Regions from separate parts of the Homo sapiens genome. Here region 2 is linked to region 1. A link is a contact called in ENCODE Hi-C or POLR2A ChIA-PET data. All regions are on one chromosome and are shown on one strand. The core of a region is the stretch at or near the end of the contact, and the rest is flanking DNA. Distances in the headings are between cores, read along the strand shown. Region 1 overlaps PPP6R3 (protein phosphatase 6 regulatory subunit 3). Region 2 overlaps PPP6R3 (protein phosphatase 6 regulatory subunit 3).

Region 1 (4,678 bases), core at 1,047-3,546:
TTTTCAAACTGCGACTTTAAGCAAAACAACATACAGCAGGTTCTTGAATAACACCATTCCATTATAACACTGATGAGGCAGACAAAACTGGTTCAGTTCTATGTCATTTTGCTTAAGTTTGCAGCTTCCAAGAACCTGTTAATGGTGTTAAGTGAGGACTTACTGTATGACCAAAGCACAGGAAGCGCTAGGACTGGCACCGGGTAGGCACCCAAGGTATCTGCTGAATGAATTAGTGGCCAAAAATTGGTATCATTTACATACATTCACTTATAAACAAAACATGAAAAATTTAATTATTACTTGAAGTTGAATGATACTTTAAAAATACAGTTGGAATTAAGAAAACAACTCTTTCAGTTTAAACTCTGGATACACACGCATTTTAAGAAATAATTTGAAGGCTGGGCACAGTGGCTCACGCCTGTAATCCCAGCACTTTGTGAGGCCAAGGCGGGCAGATCACTTGAGGCCAGGAGTTCAAGACCAGCCTGGCCAACATGGTGAAACCCCATCTCTACTAAAATTACAAAAATCAGCCAGGTGTGGTGGTGCGTGCTTGTAATCTCAGCTACTCAGGGGGCTGAGGCACGAGAATCATTTGAACCTGGGAAGCAGAGGTTGCACTGGCCGAGATCCCGCCACTGCCCTCCAGCTTACATGACAGAGTGAGACCCTGTCTCAAAATAATACTAATAATTTGTCTACTTCTTCAATGTGCAGGGTTAATCACATTGTAATTTATTCTTCTAACTTTTCATCATGAAAGTTTCTGTTAGAAAAGAAAGAGACTGGAGAACACTACAAATTCAATGTTAACCCACAAAGAACTTAAGAATTTTGAGTTATCAACCCTTAACATATTGTTCATCACAACTCCAAAACTGGCAACAAGAGAAGGAAAGCCAGCAGACAGCACGAGGAGAAAACAAGTAGACAATAAACATGAAAAAACTAACAACAGCAAAATCCATGCTAACGATGCCCTGCAACATTCTGAACTGCCAGTGAGGGCGTGATGCACTCAAGATGACCAGACTGCCACTGGCCTCCCGTACACACAGAAAAGGAAGGCGGCGGAAGTGCCTTCCAAAATGAACCCTCACCCTTCAAGTATTGAACAGCTCTGGTCTAAATGAATTTCAATGTGATTTAGGTTAGAAGCCCTTAAAAATTTCAGTTTAGCTCCACATTCAACCTCCAGAGACAGATCACAACCAAAGAAACAGCACCATTTTCAGATAAAAGTTTTAGGCTGAGCACAGTGGCTCACGCCTGTAATCCCAGCACTTTGGGTGGCCAAGGCAGGCAGATCACGAGGTCAGGAGTTCAAGACCAGCCTGGCCAAGATGGTGAAACCCTGTCTCTACTAAAAATACAAAAATTAGCCGGGCGTGGTGGCACGTACCTGCAGTCCCAGCTACTTGGGAGGGTGAGGTAGGAGAATTGCTTGAACCCAGGTGGTGGAGGTTGCAGTGAGCTAAGATCACACCACTGCACTCCGGCTTGGGCAACAGACTGAGACTTCGTCTCAAAAAAATAAAAAAGTTTTAAAGTGAAAGTCCAACAAAGTGTATTCTCCAAGAGAAACTTCCTCAAGATCCAACTACCAGTGCACATAAAACAGAGGCTACACAACACTGTGGGGAATACCACAAAACAAAAGAGCCCAGTCCTCCCACAAATGGAAGGCATGGTGGGAGAAGAGCAAAAAATGAGGAACCCATATACAAAAAAAAAAAGGTAGGTCTTATTTGGATCCTGATTTGCCACTGCCAAAATTAGAAAATCACACAAAAAAGTTATCACATGAAACTAGAACTTTCAAGTCTAAGTATTGAATAATATCAAGCAAATGTGTGTTCATTTTATTTTTAAGATGTGAGGCTTTGTGGTTGTTACGGTTAAGAGTCCTTATTCTCTGAGAACATATACTAACATATTTATAGAAGAAGCAATAATTATTTGAATATCTTCAAAATATAATGGACAAAATTGACAATAAAGAAAAAAAGATTTAATAGAACTCCTTCACCTCAAAAGACAGAATGAGGACCCACAGAATAGGTAAAGATATTCACGATATATACATCTGACAAGAGATGCCTGTCCAAAATACAAAAATCCTACTAACTGTTGTTTTAAAATACATCTCAGCTGGGCACAGTGGCTCTTGCCTATAATCCCTAGCACTTTGGAGGGCCGAGGTGGGAGGAATGCTCAAACCCAGGAGTTTGAGACCAGCCTGGGAAACATGGCAAAACTCCAACTACAAAATATACAAAACTGAGCCGGGTGTGGTGGTGCGCGCAACTGTGGGCCCAGCTAGCTACTCAGGAGGCTGAAGTGGGGGGATCCCTTGAGCCAGGAAGGTCAAGGCTGCAGTGAGCTATGATCGCACCACTGCACTCCAGCCTGGGTGACAGAATAAGACCCTGTCACTTTTTTAGAAGTCCACAATGTGCCTCTCTTCTAACAAACAGAACATGGCAAAGCTAGATGCTACGTGACTTCCAAGACTAGGTCACAAAAATGATAGCTTCCACTTAGGGGCTCTTTCTCTTGAATCACTCTCTCAGTGGGAAGTTATCACCATGTCCTGAGAACAGGAAACTCAGACATCCCTGGCAAAAGCCGATGTGAAAACGACCTGAGGTCTCCCACCAACAGCCAGAACCAGAACCTACTTGCCAGGCATGTAAATGAGCCACCTTAGAACAGATCCTCCAGCGGATCCATGAAGGCTTCAGAGGGCTAATCACACCCAAGCCAGAAGCAGACAACCATGCCACTCCCAAGTTTCTGACTCCCAGAAACTGCAAGATAATGTTTATTGCTGTTTTAATCCACTACGTTTGGGGATAATTTATTATGCAGCAAAAAATAGAAAGGTAATAAAAACAGAAAAAAGATAATAGAAAAAAAAAGGCTTAAACATATGTTTCATAAAAAAGGATATCCAAATGACCAATAAACGTATGACCTCACTACTGTAAATTAAAATTGCCCTAAGTAAGACATCTCTACACAGCTACCAGCATGGCTAAAATGAAAAGGATGAAATACTGGAGAGGATCCAGAGTAAGTGGAACTTTCACACACTGCTGATGGAAGCCTAATTTGGTACAATAGCTTTAGTAGATGCCACTACTATACATATACCTCTATGCCCTAGCAATTTCACCCTTAGGTATACTGAACAACAGAAATGCATACGTATGTTGTTGACCAAAAGATACAAACTGAATGTTCAGAGCAGCAATATCTGTAACAGCCCAAAACTACCATCTATCCAATGTCCATCAACAACAGAACAATTTCATATGACAAAATTTTGTGAAGCAACAGTAACAAATAATCAACTGTATGCAATGACTTCAGTAATTTTACAAACAATGCCAAGAGAAAGACACAAGAGTACCTACTGTAAGACTCTATTTAATAGAAACAAAACTGGGCAAAACTAATCAGTGCTGTTAGCTGTTAGAATACCGGCTGCCCCTAGAGAGGGTGTGACTGGAAGTGGACACAAGGAGACATGTGATGGCTGCTTGCCCAGGTGGATTTCAGCTTATGAAAATCTGCTTATTGTATGTACTTTTCCGTATTTCTATTGTGATTCAATAGAGTTTTTAAATAGTAATAATATAGAAGAGAAGTGGGAAATGGGGAAGTTAAGTGGGACAAGACTGGCCTTGAGTGTATGGTTGTTAGAGCTGGGTAACTGATAGTTTCATTATACTGTTCAATTTCTGCATGTCCAAATTTACCCCTAATAAAACAAGTTTTAAAATGTATTAACATAAAACTGACTGGAACTGCTGGTAAAATAGCAACTGGGGTAATTTTTCTGGCCACTGATAACAAAAAGGTGTTAAAATCTATATACCCCTTGGTCCAATTATTCTTTTATTCTAAGGTGTTTATACTGAGCACAAAGTCATATATAATAATGTCCAAAGAGCTTATAATAGAAAAAGAAATGTCTAAATATAGAGGAAGATGACACTGTGGGGAAAACCACAGAACAAACTATCCAGGTCATCCACAAATACATGGTTCCTAAATATCCAACAATAAACAACAATGATCTCATCTGAACCAAGGTTCTTTTATCTATCCAGTGAAATAGTCATTAAAAATGAGGCAATCAAAACTCAGAAAAAAACACAGGAGTTAATCTTTGTGGCCACGGATTAGGCAAAACTTTCTTAGATATGACACCAAAAACACGAGATAAAAGAAAAATAAGATAAATTGCACTTCAAATTAAAAGTTTTCATCCTTCAGTAATAACACCATCAAGAAGTGAAAAGAAAACCCAAAGAATGGAATATTGACAAATCATATTTCTGATAAAAGATTTATGTACAAGGTTGGGCGCAGTGGCTCATGCCTGTAGTCCCAGCATTTTGGGAGGCCGAGGCAGGCAGACCATTTGAGCCCAGGAGTTTGAGACCAGCATGGGCAACGTGGTAAATCCCCGTTTCTACAAAAAATACAAAAAAATCAGTCAGGCGTGGTAGCATACGTCTGTAGTCCCAGCTACTCAGGAGGCTGAGGTGGGAAGATCACCTGAGCCCACGAAGTCGAGGCTGCAGTGAGCAGTGATCGCAGCACTGCACTCCAGCCAGGTGACAGAGTGAAACCCTGTCTCAAAAGACAGGAATACAGAGGC
Region 2 (4,678 bases), core at 1,605-4,104, 66 kb before region 1:
CGACTGAGCCAGACTCCATCTCAAAAAAAAAAAAAAATTGTAAGAATTTCATTTTGATGCAACAAATATTTACTGATGGTTTTTGTGCAGGGTATTGTATGAGATGCAACATGGCAGACAGAGATACACAAAAATACGGTCCACAGTCTTGAGGTGCTCATGACTCAACTCCAGCATACAAAAACTAGAGCTATCAGCAAAAACAAATGAGGATACGAGAGGCAGTAACGTGAATCTCCTGGAAGTACAAGGGTTTTCAAATTACTTGAAAAGGTAATAGCATTACAAAAGGGAAAGAATTTCTAAAAGTACAAAATGCCATATTTTGGAAGTCAATTTAGTATGTCATATTTAGGAAATGGTTGGGTCTGGTTATCTAATCTCAAAATGAAGAAGTAATGAGTAACTCCTCCAGTAGTCTCATCAAATTTAGTCTCATCAGAAGTAGTCCTAAAGATTAACAGAATAAATTAACAATAACTGTATATTGTTATTAGTAAAATTAAAGACCAGTGATCAATGACTTAGGAACGTTATATTCCCGGAGTTTTATACACTAGAAGGTAGGACAAAAACTACGTCCCCAGAAGGCAATGACCATGCTAGCTATCAAAGAAACTGTAATTCTTTAAATCTTCATCTCTTTTTCCAAATTGCTCCTGTTTTCTGTGCTCTATACTGATTTAACCCAAAGCTGAAACCTAACAAAAATATCTCGGTGACGCTAGGAAGCACAATGATGTGGTTGATAAAGCACGTATGGGTTTGAAATTGGGTGAATTCAAATCTTGGCTTCACCGCTCACTAGCCATGGAATGTATCCTCTCTCTGGGCATGATCTGAAAAACACATCCTCTCTCTCACTGTAATGTTCACCCGAGGGTCCTGGAGATCACCCAGGATCACATGAATAGTGTACATAAGATGAACATTACAATGCCTGTCATACAGTGAACAAACACCTCCTTTGAAACACCCCCACATCTCCCCCAAATATATGATGTGACCAGATGTCTTGTGAAACCTGCTAAAGTGTTAACCCTCGCGCTTTCTGTGCTGTGGGTGGCAGCACACAGAGAAGAAGCATGGGCTCCAGAGCTGGGCCTATGGATTCTAAGCACAGACTCTGAAACTGGGGAATTCAGGGGTCAGGGAGACCTAAATCATCCCTGGGCTTTTCCTTCTCCTTCCATCAGTAAGCAGGCTAATAACTGTGTCTCAAGGAAGAGTCAATCCAGACTCAAATCAATTAAGACCATATGGCGTCAGGTACGTTATACAGATACCTCCCAGTGGCAAGAAGATAAAGGTTTGTCCCCTCACTAAATATGAACAGAAAACAATGCTGCACCCAGCAGTCATTGTCCACGAGACGGAGCACGAGGGAAAAGCCGATGTCTCTTAATCATCTTCAAAATCCTATGTTACAATTCTTTATATAAAGCAACAGTAGATGCCTAGTGAACAATTATAAGCATTCGAAATTTATAATAAACTCAAGGCAAAAACTACATAAAACACCATTTATGCTCAGACCAAGAAAAGTCACTGACATAATGTAAATTTGTAAGGTTGTAACTTGGTTAAATATCCATGAAATATCAATGGCAAATTAAAATGTCTGTGAGCAGGGAAAATCTCACCAATATGACTCCAATGCTATTCAGCTCCATAAGGTCCCCATTTATACTGCTGGTATTGGTTTGAAGCAGGCTGGATATCAACCTAATGACATTCAACCGGGTATTCCCCACAGGAGGATCCAGCACACCCCATGTGGTCTTCATCACACTTTTCTGAAGAAGAAAAAGCTTTCCAATTAAATTCAGTTAAATGAACAAAGCAAATGGTGTATTTGCTAAGACATGACACTAGTTTAAACCCTGCAAACAACATGGCCTGAATTTTACACCTGAAACAACATCTAAAGCTGCTCTTGATATCTTTAAGATACAATGAAATAACCAAGCAGGAAAAAGGAAAAAAAAGCAAGGAATTTCCCTGGATCATAAATTTTATAAGAAATCAAGTGTCTCCCTGCCTCAACATTCCAAGCTGTTATGAGAAGAAAGCAGAAGGCTACAGAATATCCTAGGAAAAAGTACAATATTTCAAAATCTGACCAGAAATCTAAACTAAAAGAAGTTATGGCCGGGCACAGTAGCTCATGCCTATAATCCCAGCACTTTGAGAGGCCGAGGTGGGTGGATCGCTTGAACCCAGGAGTTTGAGACCAGCCTGGGCAATATGGTGAGACCCTGTCTCTACAAAAAATACAAAAATTAGCCAGGCATGGTGATGCACACCTGTAGTACCAGTTACTCAGGAAGATGAGGTGGGAGAATCACCTGGGCCTGCGGAAGTTGAGGCTGCAGTGAGCTGTGATTGTGCCATTGTACTCCAGCCTGAGCAAGAGTGAGACACTGTCTCAAAAAAACAAAAAAAGGAAGAAGGAAGAAAAAAGGAGGAGGAGGAGGAGGAAAGAGAAGGAGGAAGGAGGAGGAGGAAGGAAGAATAAAGAAGAAGAAGAAGTGGTAGTAGTAGCAACAGCAGCAGCAGCAGCAGCAGCAGCCGTGGTGGTGGTGGTGGTAGTAGTTGCTACAAGTGGTTTTGGAATACAATCCTCAGTCTGAGCCAAATCTGTGATAAAAATGCAAATTCAGACGTTGCCTCTGGATCACAAACCTGAAATGTGATCAATCTAAACCTGTTCTTGTCCATCAACAGGAGTTTCTATAGCCTGAAATCACAAAAGTAGAAGCAGAACATTTCCTAACTTTAGAAGTCTGAGAGGCAAGGGTGGCACGTAACAGCCTAGGGCAGGCTGCCCTTTCTGCCCCTCCCCATCCACATCAGTAGCCTCACTCCCTCTGGCTCCCATCCTCCCGAGGACTCACAGAGCTGTAAGGCCCACAGTTCTGCTCTCTATGGAAAACAGCTCTAATTGGCAGGCTTTGTAAAAAACTTCATGGATCTACTTACAGACACATCATACAGTAAAACCAGGTGCAAACGGTACTCCGAGACAGACATATCATACAGTAAAACCAGGTGCAAACGGAACTCACTCAGTTCTCGGAGTAACAGAGAAGTCCAAACAAGACACTGCCTTACTTTTGAATCGGGGCCCAGAACCAGATGCCACCTGTTTGTCCACCCAGAAAGAAGATGGGTGGGCCACCTAAGACACAGGTCAGGCCCTTCCTCACACACCTTCTTCCCTGTCAGATCCTTCTCCCACCTCCGTCTTCCACTTGTGATGTTCTCTCCTCTTCTAAATCTTTTCTTTTTCTTTCCTTACTCTGTTTTTCTTCCCAGGACTGGCATGAAGGATGCCACTGACCATCATTGTCAAACACCAACAGAGGCACTTTCCCTAAGGGCAAGCACCAACACTATGGTCCACATCCAACACAGGCTGAATGCAGATAAGATGTGGCTGGAATGGAACCAGCAGAGTAACGCAAACTGTGAGCACAGTGATGGAACCACGACCTGCTCACCAATGGCATCAGGTATCTGAAAAGATGATCTGGAGCTGAACTAGACTCCCTTGGTTATATAAGTTATCCTGTGCTCCCCCAACTCCAAATAGTTAAATAAACAGAAAACATCTAATTTACAAGTGAGAAACTAGTATTCTAAATTCCCAATAACTCGCACAGTAGATAACCACCGAGATACACCAGATTCAATGATATAGGGCAGGAAAAAAAAGGAAACTTAAGAACTGTTGCTGGGAACAGAACTCACATGGAACTGAATCTTCCACCCTAGACTCCAAAAGCAAGTGATTATCACCCTAATCTAAATCTGTATCAATCCAAGGGGCGAAAGAACACCATTTATAGACTGCTGACAAAACTCTTGTGGGTCTTCACTGAGGAAACAGTCATTTAAAATTAGCACATGGGAGGCTCTGTACTGAAAAACCCCCAAATCATATTCTCTCCAAATTGTATACTAACTTCAACCTACTCTTTCTTAAATAAGGTCGACTATACATCAGACATACACTGCTCCAACTCTGAGTAAGAAAACATAATTTCAAAGATCCGTTTCTGAAAGATTAGCTTTTCCTGAAACATTCAAAAATAATATGCTACAAGAAGAAAATTCTTTTTTCTTTACTGGCATGTAAGTACCCAAGAATTTACAGAAGAATGAAAAGGTAAACTTCCTAAACTGATGAATATTTTGTTTAATTCTCCATTCTCCACTCAAAAGCAGTAAAAATCACTGGCAGTGTTATCTTTTCACTCATTTTGTACATGCAGACCACAGCCAGTTCTGCCACTCCTAAGGCCCGTACACATTCGAATGACTGTTTCAACCAAATTACTCGCTGGGCAGCCATGCTTAACATAGCTCCCCTACCTTGGGTGGCTCCAGCAGGAGTTCATGAAAAGATCCAAGTCTTCCTCTGATGGCTTCTAGAACACTCTTGTTTACTGAACAAGCTGAATGGCTCATGCCTGGTGGGCAGATCTCTATATGGCCTTCAAATCTTGAAACAAAGCAAGGAATTTTAGTTATTATAATTTCAGAACAAATCATTCAAGGTTATCGACCATGTATGTCTTTACTTAATGATTATATCAACTTTTCTGGCTGCGGGAAAAAAGGCTAGGAAAAAAGCATAATGAGGCAGAAGAGGGTTAATGAAACCTCCATGAGG

What was found. A loop is a pair of places that touch in the nucleus more often than their neighbours do. ChIA-PET counts read pairs that join two places held with the same protein, here RNA polymerase II (POLR2A). Pooled maps may share reads with other maps.
Region 2: a map of naive thymus-derived CD4-positive, alpha-beta T cell shows a loop between it and region 1 (5-fold over the local background). The contact joins two enhancer-like sites. A Hi-C loop is called at or near these places in 2 of 168 maps with a recorded cell type or tissue (naive thymus-derived CD4-positive, alpha-beta T cell and psoas muscle), 1 of 37 single-sample maps with no recorded cell type and 1 of 50 pooled maps. POLR2A ChIA-PET finds 5 or more read pairs at or near these places in 7 of 52 experiments (AG04450, B cell, Caco-2 and 4 more).

The regions. Positions count from the first base shown.
Region 1 is chr11:68,497,351-68,502,028 of GRCh38, reverse strand. All of the region lies in intron 1 of PPP6R3 (protein phosphatase 6 regulatory subunit 3), which reads right to left. Among named protein-coding and RNA genes, the nearest start is that of PPP6R3, 39 kb to the right of the region's middle. Within about 2 kb of position 2,296, at least 3 of the 41 ENCODE cell types and tissues checked have a DNase peak (open chromatin) inside an H3K27ac peak, as active enhancers do.
Region 2 is chr11:68,564,132-68,568,809 of GRCh38, reverse strand. It overlaps PPP6R3 (protein phosphatase 6 regulatory subunit 3), which reads right to left. Exons shown (of 24, transcript NM_001164161.2): 9 at 4,378-4,507; 10 at 1,644-1,796. Among named protein-coding and RNA genes, the nearest start is that of PPP6R3, 110 kb to the right of the region's middle. Within about 2 kb of position 2,854, at least 3 of the 41 ENCODE cell types and tissues checked have a DNase peak (open chromatin) inside an H3K27ac peak, as active enhancers do.